Regions from separate parts of the Homo sapiens genome. Here region 1 is linked to region 2. Evidence: chromatin contacts called from ENCODE Hi-C or POLR2A ChIA-PET data. All regions are on one chromosome and are shown on one strand. The core of a region is the stretch at or near the end of the contact, and the rest is flanking DNA. Distances in the headings are between cores, read along the strand shown. Region 1 has its middle 12 kb from the start of GDF15. Region 2 overlaps FCHO1 (FCH and mu domain containing endocytic adaptor 1).

Region 1 (5,291 bases), core at 1,438-3,937, 600 kb after region 2:
TAACTTGGAGCCTGGTGCCCTGTCATTGCTCAGTAAATACAATGATCAGGGTGTGGGCTCTCGCTTATAATCCCAGCACTTTGGGAGGCCAAGGCGGGTGGATCACTTGAGGTCAGGAGTTCGAGACCAGCCTGGGCAACATGGTGAGACCCCCCCCCCCCATCTCTACAAAAAATACAAAAATTAGACAGGTGCAGTGGCGCACACCTGTAGTCCCAGCTACTCAAGAGGCTGAGGTGGGAGGATCACCTGAGCCTGGGGAGGTCAAGGCTGCAGTGAGTGGTGATCGTGCCACTGCACTCCAGCCTGAGTGACAGAGTGAGACCCCATCTCAAAAACAAAAACCCGGTCGGGTGCGGTGGCTCATGCCTGTAATCCCAGCACTTTGGGAGGCAAAGGCAGATGGATCATTTGAGGTCAGGAGTTTGAGACCAGCCTGGCCAACATGGAGAAACCCCATGTCTACTAAAAATCCAAAAATTAGCCAGCCATGGTGGTAAACACCTGTAATCCCAGCTACTCGGGAGGCTGAGGCAGGAGAGTCGCTTGAACCAGGGAGGCTGAGGTTGCAGTGAACTGAGATCGCGCCACTGCACTCCAGTCTGGGTGATAGAATGAGACTCCGTCTCAAAAAAAAAAAAACCCCACAAAATAAATACAGTTACCATCACCTCCTCTTCCAGGAAGCCCTCCTGGCTACCTAGGCATCTCCTCTGACTCCTACAGCTGCCTGGGTGTCCCCATTGTAGCACTCTGGGTGGTAATTGACAGCCTCTGTGAGAGGGTGGATGGGTATGTGTGGGGCCCCCTCTGTGTCTTCTGTGCCCAGCACAGTGCCAGGGACACAGTAGGGAAGCAATAAACTGCTGGGAGGAGAGGTGAGTGCTGTGGGTCCACTCCTGAGGCCAGCCAGGGGCTCAGCAAGGCACCAATGCCTCCTCCCAGGAGTGAAAGATGCTGGAATCACCAGGCTCCTCCTGCAGTCTGGGGTCCCCACCTAAGGAGGCCCCTCACCCCGTGGCTGTCCCAGTCATTCAGGAAGTGTCCACTGTGGGCTGAGCCCTGGACTGGGGACACAGCAAGGATCAGGCAGCTGGGAGTACAGCCTGGAGGTCCCCCCTTGGGATGAGGGCTGCACAGGCAGTTAAAGGGTCCAAGGATCATCCCAGGATATGGCTGAGAGGCTGCAAGAGGCTCCATCCCCTAGAGGCCCCCTCCGCCCTCGCCTGGGTGCTCCCAGCCTTACTCAAAGGAGCAGGTCGGCCCGGTGCGTTGTCTCACACCTGCAATCCCAGTGCTTTGGGAGGCCGAGGCAGGCGGATCACTTGAGCACAGGAGTTCCAGACCAGCCTGGGCAACATAGCAAGATTCTATCTCTACAAAAGTAAAAATAAATCTTATAAAGTAGCTGTGGACTGGGCACAGTGGCTCACACCTGTAATCCCAGCACTTTGGGAGACCAAGGTGGGCAGATCACCTGAAGTCAGGAGTTTGAGACCAGCCTGGCCAACAAGGTGAAACCCCATCTCTACTAAAAATACAAAAATTAGCCAGGCATGGTGGTACACATCTGTAATCCCAGCTACTCAGGAGGCTGAGGCAGGAGAATCCCTTGAAACTGGGAAGCAGAAGTTGCAGTGAGCTGAGATCGTGCCACTGTACTCCAGCCTGGGTGACAGAGTGAGACCCTGTATCTAAAAAAATAAAATAAAAATGAAAAGATGAGGATCTTGGCCTCCATTCTTGCCCTTCCACTCCATTCCAACTGCTGAGCCTCTCACACCCTCTGTGGCTCCCTTTCGCCTACAGGAAATAGGATTTCTGTACTGGGCATTTGAACCCCATTCCCTTGTTTCTGCTGACCCCCAGCAGTCTCAATATCCCCTACTTCCTCTTCCCAGAACCACCCTCCCCAAAGCCCTTATCGATGCTTGGAGGATTCCTATGCATCCCTCAAAATCCAAGGTTTGGGAAAGATGCTGCAGTGGTCTCAAGACATCCTCAGTGTGATGACAGCCTGGGGTGGGGGTAAGGGGGCAAAGTACAGCACCAGAAATCCCAACTGAGTCCCCCCACACGTCTTCCACCTTCCCACCCTCTCTTTCGGGTTCTGGCTCCCTGCCTCCAGGCAATCACCAGTTTTTACCAGGAGTGCCTCAGACCTGCCCGGACATGTCCAAGTCCCCTAGAAGCAGGGAGGGGTGGGTGAGGCTGTCACCTCTCCCTTCCCTGTATGGTGCTGATAAGGGCGTGGGGAGGCAGAGACAGGCAGAGATAGACATGATGAGAGACAGGCAGAAATGGAGGGAGAGCCAGGGAGAGAGAGACACAAAGAGAAAAAGTGGAAATTCTCCAGATATTTTGTTTAGGGTGAGGACACGGAGACACAGAGAGGGACTTAGCCAGCTGAGGATGACGATTTGGGATGTTAGGTCACCCAGGTGCTGTGCTGTGTAACTCAGGCACAGAGCTGCCCTGTTCCGAGCCTCAGTTTACCCCTGTGACTCAGAGCAGATCTCCATACCCCCATCACAGGGCTGTGTATCCGAGCTCAGCCAGAGCCTGGCATGCAGTAGGTGCTTCATAAATACACACTGTGGACAGTAGAATTATGATGGGAGCGAGCGTGTGAACTGGGTTGCTAATGTGGAGCGTGAAGAGGGAGGCCCAGGGTTACTCGGCCAATGGGTTCCGGGCAGCAAGCACGTGGGGGAAGCCTCAGCTGACCACTTCCTGGCCAGTTTATGCAGGAACTCGCACAGCCGGTCCCTGAGGCTGAGCCCACCACTTCCGCCCCCCATGGTCCCAGCCCTGCTGACTCATACTCAGCTGCCACGGTCCGCTTTCCCTGCTGAGCACGGGGGTGGGGGCGGGGGGGAAGAGGGGGAGGGAAGGGCACCTGACCGAGGCCAGAGGCCCAGAAAGGACAGAAGGTCATGGCTGGGGAGAAGCAGGCAGGAGAACCGAGTCTTGGCCTTAACTGGCTGGCAACGTAAAACCTGCCCTCCACAAGGACAAGATGAAAACTTGGGGATTTGGAGGGGACAACAAATTAGACTCAATCACAATTTCAAACTTTTGGATGTCAATATATCCATCAAGAAATTGAAAAGAGGCCTGGCATGGTGGCCGATGCCTGTCATCCCAGCACTTTGGGAGACCAACGTCGGAGGATCACTTGAGGTCAGGAGTTCCAGACCAGCCTGGGCAACGTGGTGAGACCCGGTCTCTACAAAAAAATTTAAAAATTAGCTGGACAGGGGCCAGGCGCAGTGGCTTACGCCTGCAATCCCATCACTTTGGGAGGCCGAGGCCTGGATGACAGTGAGAGACTCTGTCTAAAAAAAAAAGGACAGGTGCGGTGCTTCGCGCCTGTAATCCCAACACTTTGGGAGGCCAAGGCAGATGGATCACCTGAGGTCAGGAGTTCGAAACCAGCCTGGCCAACATGGTGAAACCCCATCTCTACTAAAAATACAAAAATTAGCCAGGTGTGGTGGCGCATGCCTGTCGTCCCAGCTACTTGGGAGGCTGAGGCAGGAGAATCACTTGAACCCGGGAGGCAGAGGTTGCAGTGAGCCGAGATCGTGCCATTGCACTCCAGGCTAGGTGACAGACAGAAACTCTTGTCTCAAAAAAAAAAAAAAAAAAAAACCCACCAGAGATAAAAATGGGCAGCAGATGACATTGTTTACATAATACTGACCACAAACTTGATGTCCTAAAAGAACAGGGACTTCTCTCAGAGTTCTGGAAGCCAGAAGTCCGAAATCAAGGTGTCACAGCAGGACTGGTTCCTTCTGGAGGCTGTCAGGACTCAGAATGTGATACTCCAAAGTATGGCTCCTTGGCAAAAACTTTGTGGTTTTTGTTTTTAGAGACAGGGTCTTGCTCTGTCACCCAGGCTGGGGTGCAGTGGTACAATGATAGCTCACTGCAGCCTCTACCTCCTGGGCTCAAGCAATCCTCCCACCTCAGCCTCCCAAGTAGCTGGGACTACAGGCATGCGCCACCACACCTGGCTAATTACTTTTATTTTTGTAGAGATGAGGTCTCGCCGTGTTGCCCAGGCTGGTGTCAAACTTCTTCTTCTTCATTTTTTGTTTTTGAGATGGAATCTCGCTCTGTTGCCCAGGCTGGAGTGCAATGGTGTGATCTTGGCTCACAGCAACTTCCGCCTTCTGGGTTCAAGTGATTCTCCTGCCTCAGCCTCCCGAGTAGCTGGAATTACAGGCATGTACCACCGTGCCTGGCTAATTTTGTGTTTTTAGTAGAGACGGGGTTTCTCCATGTTGGTCAGGCTGGTCTTGAGCTCCTGACCTCAGGGGATCCACCTGCCTCAGCCTCCCAAAGTGCTAGGATTACAGGCGTGAGCCACCGCGCCCAGCGAAGACAGTTATTTTAAAGTATTTGTCTAGTGAGTCTGATGTGTGGGCTTCCTTAGGGATGGTTTCTGTCTGTTAATTTTGTTCCTTAAAATGCGCCACACTTTGCTGTTTCTCTGTATGCCTAGTGATGTTTTTGTTGTTGAAAAGCGAGCATTTGAATATTCTAAATTATGGTAACTCCAGAAATCAGATTCTCCACCTTCCTGAGAGTTTTGTGATTTTTGTTTCTGTTTTTAATTATGGAAGGCAGTAGCCATCTCTTTGTTTAGATAGTTTTCCAAACCGCTTTTTTTTTTTTTTTTGCAAAGACTGTATTCCGGCCGGGCCCGGTGGCTCACGCCTGTAATCCCAGCACTTTGGGAGTCCGAGGCAGGTGGATCACGAGGTCCGGAGATCGAGACCATCCTGGCTAAAACGGCAAAACCCCCCTCTCTACTAAAAATACAAAAAATTAGGTGGGCATGGTGGCGGGCACCTGTAGTCCCAGCTACTCGGGAGGCTGAGGCAGGAGAATGGCGTGAACCCGGGAGGCGGAGCTTGCAGTGAGCTGAGATCGTGCCACGGCACTCCAGCCTGGGCGACAGAGCGAGACCCTGTCTCAAAAAAAAAATAAAATAAATAAAATAAATAAATAAATAAATAAACCTGTTCCCCAAATATATATATGAAATTAAAACATGCGTGGTCATGATCAAGTTCTAATTACAGACAAAGACTTCCTTGAGATTGGGGAGAACCTGCCTTGGACTACGGGGACCACTTCAACTCTCTTGGGAATGATTTTTCTTTAGGTGGGTGCTGGATAGGGGTGTTTGTGATTTTATTATTAATACTTTTGTGTGTGCCTGAAAGATTTCACAATGACAAATAAAACTGAGAGGAAAAGGTTTGGCAGTTCCCCAT
Region 2 (4,748 bases), core at 789-3,288:
CCCCCGGCTAGCTCAATATTACCGCTGCCCAAGCTAGTCCAGAATTCTTCCTTTTGCTAGGTTAGGCCAGGAATTGCCTGTCCCAGAGTAACGTAGCATCTTCCCTGCCCAAGCTGGCCCAGGATTGTTCTGTTTGCCAAGGCTAGCCCCGACTTTCCCTATCTTCACAAGGCAGCCCTTCAAATGAGTTCCAGGATTCCTTCCCTCCCAGGCTGTTTGAGAACACTCTCTACTCAGCTAACTTCAGATTCAACCCCCTCCCCAAGCAAGCCCCATGGTCCCACCGCCTCTAGGGCTAGCTCAGGGCAGTATCACAGTCTGGGAGCTGCCCCAGCTTCCATGTCCAGTGTTGGGGGCTGACAGGGGGCACCAGATGGGCTGCGGAAGCTGACACCAACATCTCTTCCTCCATCCCCAGAGATTTCCTGGAGCCCGATTCAGGGGTGAGTGATGTGGGAGGGGTCAGGCTGGGCTACAAGTGGAAGGAGTTTGATCCCACTCTTGGCTCCTAGAGTCCCGATCCCTACTGGAAACTAAAGAGCCGAGATTGAGGGGCGGGCTGGAGCCTGGGGGCTGGGTTCATATCCCACCTCAGCTGCAAAGTCCCATGGACTACGTGGGTGTGAATAATGTCCCTGCCGAAGCTCAGTTTGTCCCAGGAACCTGCCCACACACCCAGGGAAGACAGTCGTTGCCATCAGGGTTGGTTTTGAGGTCTGAGTCAAGGCCTGGGGGCAGGGCGGGGGGCGGTTGGCAGGGTGAGATGGAAGGTTCGATAGTGGGGCGCCTGACTCACTGCTGCCCCCTGACTCCCCTAGACATGTCCAGAGGTGGATGAAGAAGGTTTCACTGTCCGGCCTGATGTGACCCAGAACAATATCCTTCTGGCACCCCCTGGGGGCAGTTGTTGGCACAGCAAGGACAAAATTCTCCGTAATAACCAGTCCACCTTCAGCAGTCCTCTCTGTGTACATCCTGGAGAGAGTCTCCTTTGTGGATGAAGCCAACCTAAATGTAAACACCCACTCTATGGGGTCAGCACTGGGCAAGAGGGAGAGAGAAAAGGAGATCTAGCAGGGCTTCCTGGAGGAGGGGGCACCAGTGTTGGGGTTTTGCAGCCGAATAGGAGTTTGCCAGTTAGTTCTGGGCATGCTTGTGCAAAGGCTTCTCGGGGGGGGTGGGAGTGCTGGTGGGACATGGTGTCAGGACTGAAGGTGGCGCGTGGTGAGCGATGGGATTGGGCAGGACCTCGAAGGGTTTGAGCAGGGAGGGACGAGGCTGGATTGGAGAGCTGACTGGGGGAAAGCTTGTGTTGGGATTGGCTTGGACCTTGACTGCAGCCCACGCACGGCCGAGCCCTCCCGTTTCTCGTCCAGCGACTCCGACTTCGACGATGAAGAGCCCCGCAAGTTCTATGTGCACATCAAGCCTGCCCCGGCCCGGGCTCCAGCCTGCAGCCCCGAGGCAGCAGCGGCACAGCTCAGGGCCACCGCGGGCAGCCTCATCCTTCCTCCTGGCCCAGGGGTGAGGCGTGGGAGGGGTGCCCTGGGTGTTGCTAGAGAGGCTGGCTGGATGCATTCGTGTGTGATGTTGCCCACTTTGTCCACAGGGCACCATGAAACGCCATTCTTCACGTGAGTAGCCTTTGGTCTTCAGAGTGGGGAGGATCCTAAGGAAGGGAGGCTATGGGTTTGGGCTTGAATCATAACTCCGTTTTGTAACTTTGGGCAGGCTGCTTAACCACACTGACCTTCAGTCTCCTTTTCTGTAAAATGAGGTCATTATGAAATTAAGTGAGAGCTGAAAGGGGTAGCTGGGGCCAGGAGAAGCTAGCATCTGGAGACAGGCTCGCTTAGGCTTGAATCCATGTCTGCCTGATTTGCTGATCACCTTGGGCAACTGGCTGGACACCCCCGAGCCTCGGTCCCTTGGTCTGTGGAGTGGGGAGCATTGCAGGCAGGGTGACAAGAAGGCTGAAGGAGGTGCATCTCTTGTAGGGGACGCTGCTGGGAAACCCCAGAGACCTCGGTCTGCCCCCAGAACCAGCAGGTGGGTTCCACACGAGTGGGCAGGTGGGGGCTGTCCCCACCTCCTCCCTCCACCTCCCCATGTCTCCGCCTGGTGTTCTCTTGTCCCGGCTGGGAGTTGACGTCATGCTGGGGTTTTTTTGTTTTTGTTTTTGTTTTGAGACAGAGTCTCACTCTGTCACCCAGGCTGGAGTGCGATTTCAGCTCACTGCAACCTCCACCTCCTGAGTTCAAGCGATTTTCATGCCTCAGCCTCCTAAGTAGCTGAGATTACAGGCACCCACCACCACGCCCAGCTAACTTTTGTATTTTTAGTAGAGACAGGGTTTCACCATGTTGGCCCGGCTGGTCTCGAACTCCTGACCTCAAGTGATCTGCCCACCTCGGCTTGCCAAAGTGCTGGGATTACAGGCATGAGCCCTTGTGCCTGGCCCATGCTGGCTTTTGAGGGACCATTTAGTCATTCATTTGATGAACATTTATTGAGTGCCTGCTGTGTACCTGTGCTGTTCTAGGGTCTGGGTTCTGAGACAGGTCTCCCTTCTCAGAGTCACATTCTAGTGACTCCAGATTTTAAGAATAGCAAATAGGGCCAGGCGTGGCGGCTCACGCCTGTAATTCCAGCACTTTGGGAGGCCAAGGCAGGCGGATCACCTGAGGTCGAGAGTTCGAGACCAGCCTGACCAACATAAAGAAACCCCATCTCTACTAAAAATACAGCATTAGCCAGGCATGGTGGCACATGCCTGTAATCCCAGCTATTCGAGAGGGTGAGGCAGGAGAATCGCTTGAACCTGGGAGGCGGAGCTTGCAGTAAGCCACTGTTGTGCCATTGCATTCCAGCCTGGGCAGCAAGAGGAAACTCCGTCTCAAAAAAAAAAAAAAAAAAAAAAAAAAAGCAAATAAGTTAGAGCATATTCGATACTTCTAAGTGCTACGAAGAAACTAAAGCAGATGACGCGAAGACAGGAGGAGGTGACTTCCCTTGAGGTGGGGTTGGGAACCTCCCTGAGGGGGTGACTTGGAGCTAAGCCCCAAAGAGGAGCTAGGAGGTGACTGTGAAGAGAGCTGGGGAAATGGAACTCCAGACTGGGAACAGGCTGCACACAGTGGCTCACACCTGCAATCCCAGCACTGGCCAAAGCAGCCAGATCACTTGAGGTCAGGAGTTTGGGATCAGGCTGGCCAGCATGGTAAAACCCCGTCTCTGCTAAAAATACAAAAATTAGCCGGGCATGGTGGCAGGTGCCTGTAATCCCAGCTACTCTGGAGGCTGAGGCAGGAGAATCGCTTGAACGCAGGAAGCGGAGGTTGCAGCAAGCTGAGATCGTGCCACTGCACTGCAGCCTGGCCGACAGAGCAAGACTCCGTCTCAAAAAAAAAAAAGACTGGGAACAGCATGTGCAAAGGCCCCAGGGTGGGATGAGGCTTGGGAAAAATAGAAGCAGCCCTCTTGGCCTCACCCTCTCTAGCTGTGCAGAGAGATTGCAGTCAGAGGAGCAGGTGTCCAAGAACCTCTTTGGGCCGCCCCTGGAGTCAGCCTTTGACCACGAAGATTTTACAGGTGATGGGGATAAGGGATTGGAGGGCATGGGTGTGGCCGGAGGGAGGTTGGGTGGGGCCATTGCAGAGTTAGGCCAATGAGGTCCCCTGGAAGCCAGGCTGGAGGGAGGACTAGTCCGTGTAGGGGTGGGCGGGGCCAGAGTGCGCGTGGGAGGGGCCATAGATAGGGTGGGGCCTTGGCCAGTGGGCGGTGACTGAGTGGATGGGCCGGACATTTGTGGAGAGGGAAGTCACCAGAAGGTGTAGCCTTGGGGGCGTGCACAAGGACTTTGAATGGGGGCCCCCCTGACCTTCCCTCGACGTGGCCGTGGCCTGCAGGAGGATGGGCAGGGACTCTGAGTGGGCGAGGGTCGGAGCTGACCGCCCGCTTCCCTCCCCAAGGCTCTAGCAGCCTGGGCTTCACCTCCAGCCCCTCCCCTTTCTCCTCCTCGTCGCCCGAAAACGTGGAGGATTCCGGCCTGGACTCTCCGTCCCACGCGGCACCTGGCCCCTCCCCAGATTCCTGGGTCCCCCGCCCAGGCACCCCGCAGAGCCCGCCCAGCTGTAGGGCGCCACCCCCAGAGGCCAGGGGTATCCGGGCACCGCCTCTGCCAGACTCGCCGCAGCCCCTCGCCTCGTCTCCAGGCCCCTGGGGGCTGGAGGCCTTGGCCGGAGGAGGTGAGTCCAGCGGGCCTGGGCCTGAGAGTTGCTGGAACCCTGGGCGGGGGATTGAGCGCCTGCTTTGGGCAGGGCCTGATCAGGCTGCTGGAGACACAGCCAGGACCAGGCAGGCAGAACCTCCCACCGTTGCAGGGACAACAATGAGATGGACATTTAGCAAGGCAGGCGGTAGCGGGTGCCAGGTGGGGGCCCTCCCTGAGGAAGGGACATCTGAGCTGAGATTTGAGGGAGGTGAGGACAGAACCACGTGGACATGAGGGGAAAGGCGTGCTGGGCAGAGGGCACAGCCCCTGCAAAGGTCCTGGGGCAGGAGCGCGCTAGGCCTGTCTGAAGAACAGCAAGGAGGTCTGCCTGCTGGAACGGGGTGATCACGGAAGGAGGAAGAAGAGAAGGCAGGGACCAGGAAGGGCCTGATGGGCCCAGGGAGGGCTTGTGAATGTTACCCTGAGTAACGCTGAGGGCCATGAGCAGGGGAGGGGCGGGACCTGACTCAGGGGT

What was found. A loop is a pair of places that touch in the nucleus more often than their neighbours do. ChIA-PET counts read pairs that join two places held with the same protein, here RNA polymerase II (POLR2A). Pooled maps may share reads with other maps.
Region 1: a pooled map shows a loop between it and region 2 (10-fold over the local background). The contact joins two enhancer-like sites. A Hi-C loop is called at or near these places in 2 of 50 pooled maps. POLR2A ChIA-PET finds 5 or more read pairs at or near these places in 2 of 52 experiments (K562 and naive thymus-derived CD4-positive, alpha-beta T cell).

What each region holds. Positions count from the first base shown.
Region 1 is chr19:18,371,789-18,377,079 of GRCh38, forward strand. No RefSeq gene overlaps it. Among named protein-coding and RNA genes, the nearest start is that of GDF15, 12 kb to the right of the region's middle. RefSeq lists enhancers at 1,664-2,863, 2,051-2,345, 2,075-2,294 and a silencer at 3,712-3,939. Within about 2 kb of position 2,688, at least 37 of the 41 ENCODE cell types and tissues checked have a DNase peak (open chromatin) inside an H3K27ac peak, as active enhancers do.
Region 2 is chr19:17,774,638-17,779,385 of GRCh38, forward strand. FCHO1 (FCH and mu domain containing endocytic adaptor 1) reads left to right here. Exons shown (of 29, transcript NM_015122.3): 14 at 419-443; 15 at 819-876; 16 at 1,346-1,524; 17 at 1,610-1,634; 18 at 1,998-2,049; 19 at 3,500-3,591; 20 at 3,972-4,247. Among named protein-coding and RNA genes, the nearest start is that of B3GNT3, 18 kb to the right of the region's middle. RefSeq lists an enhancer at 1,790-2,129. Within about 2 kb of position 2,039, at least 3 of the 41 ENCODE cell types and tissues checked have a DNase peak (open chromatin) inside an H3K27ac peak, as active enhancers do.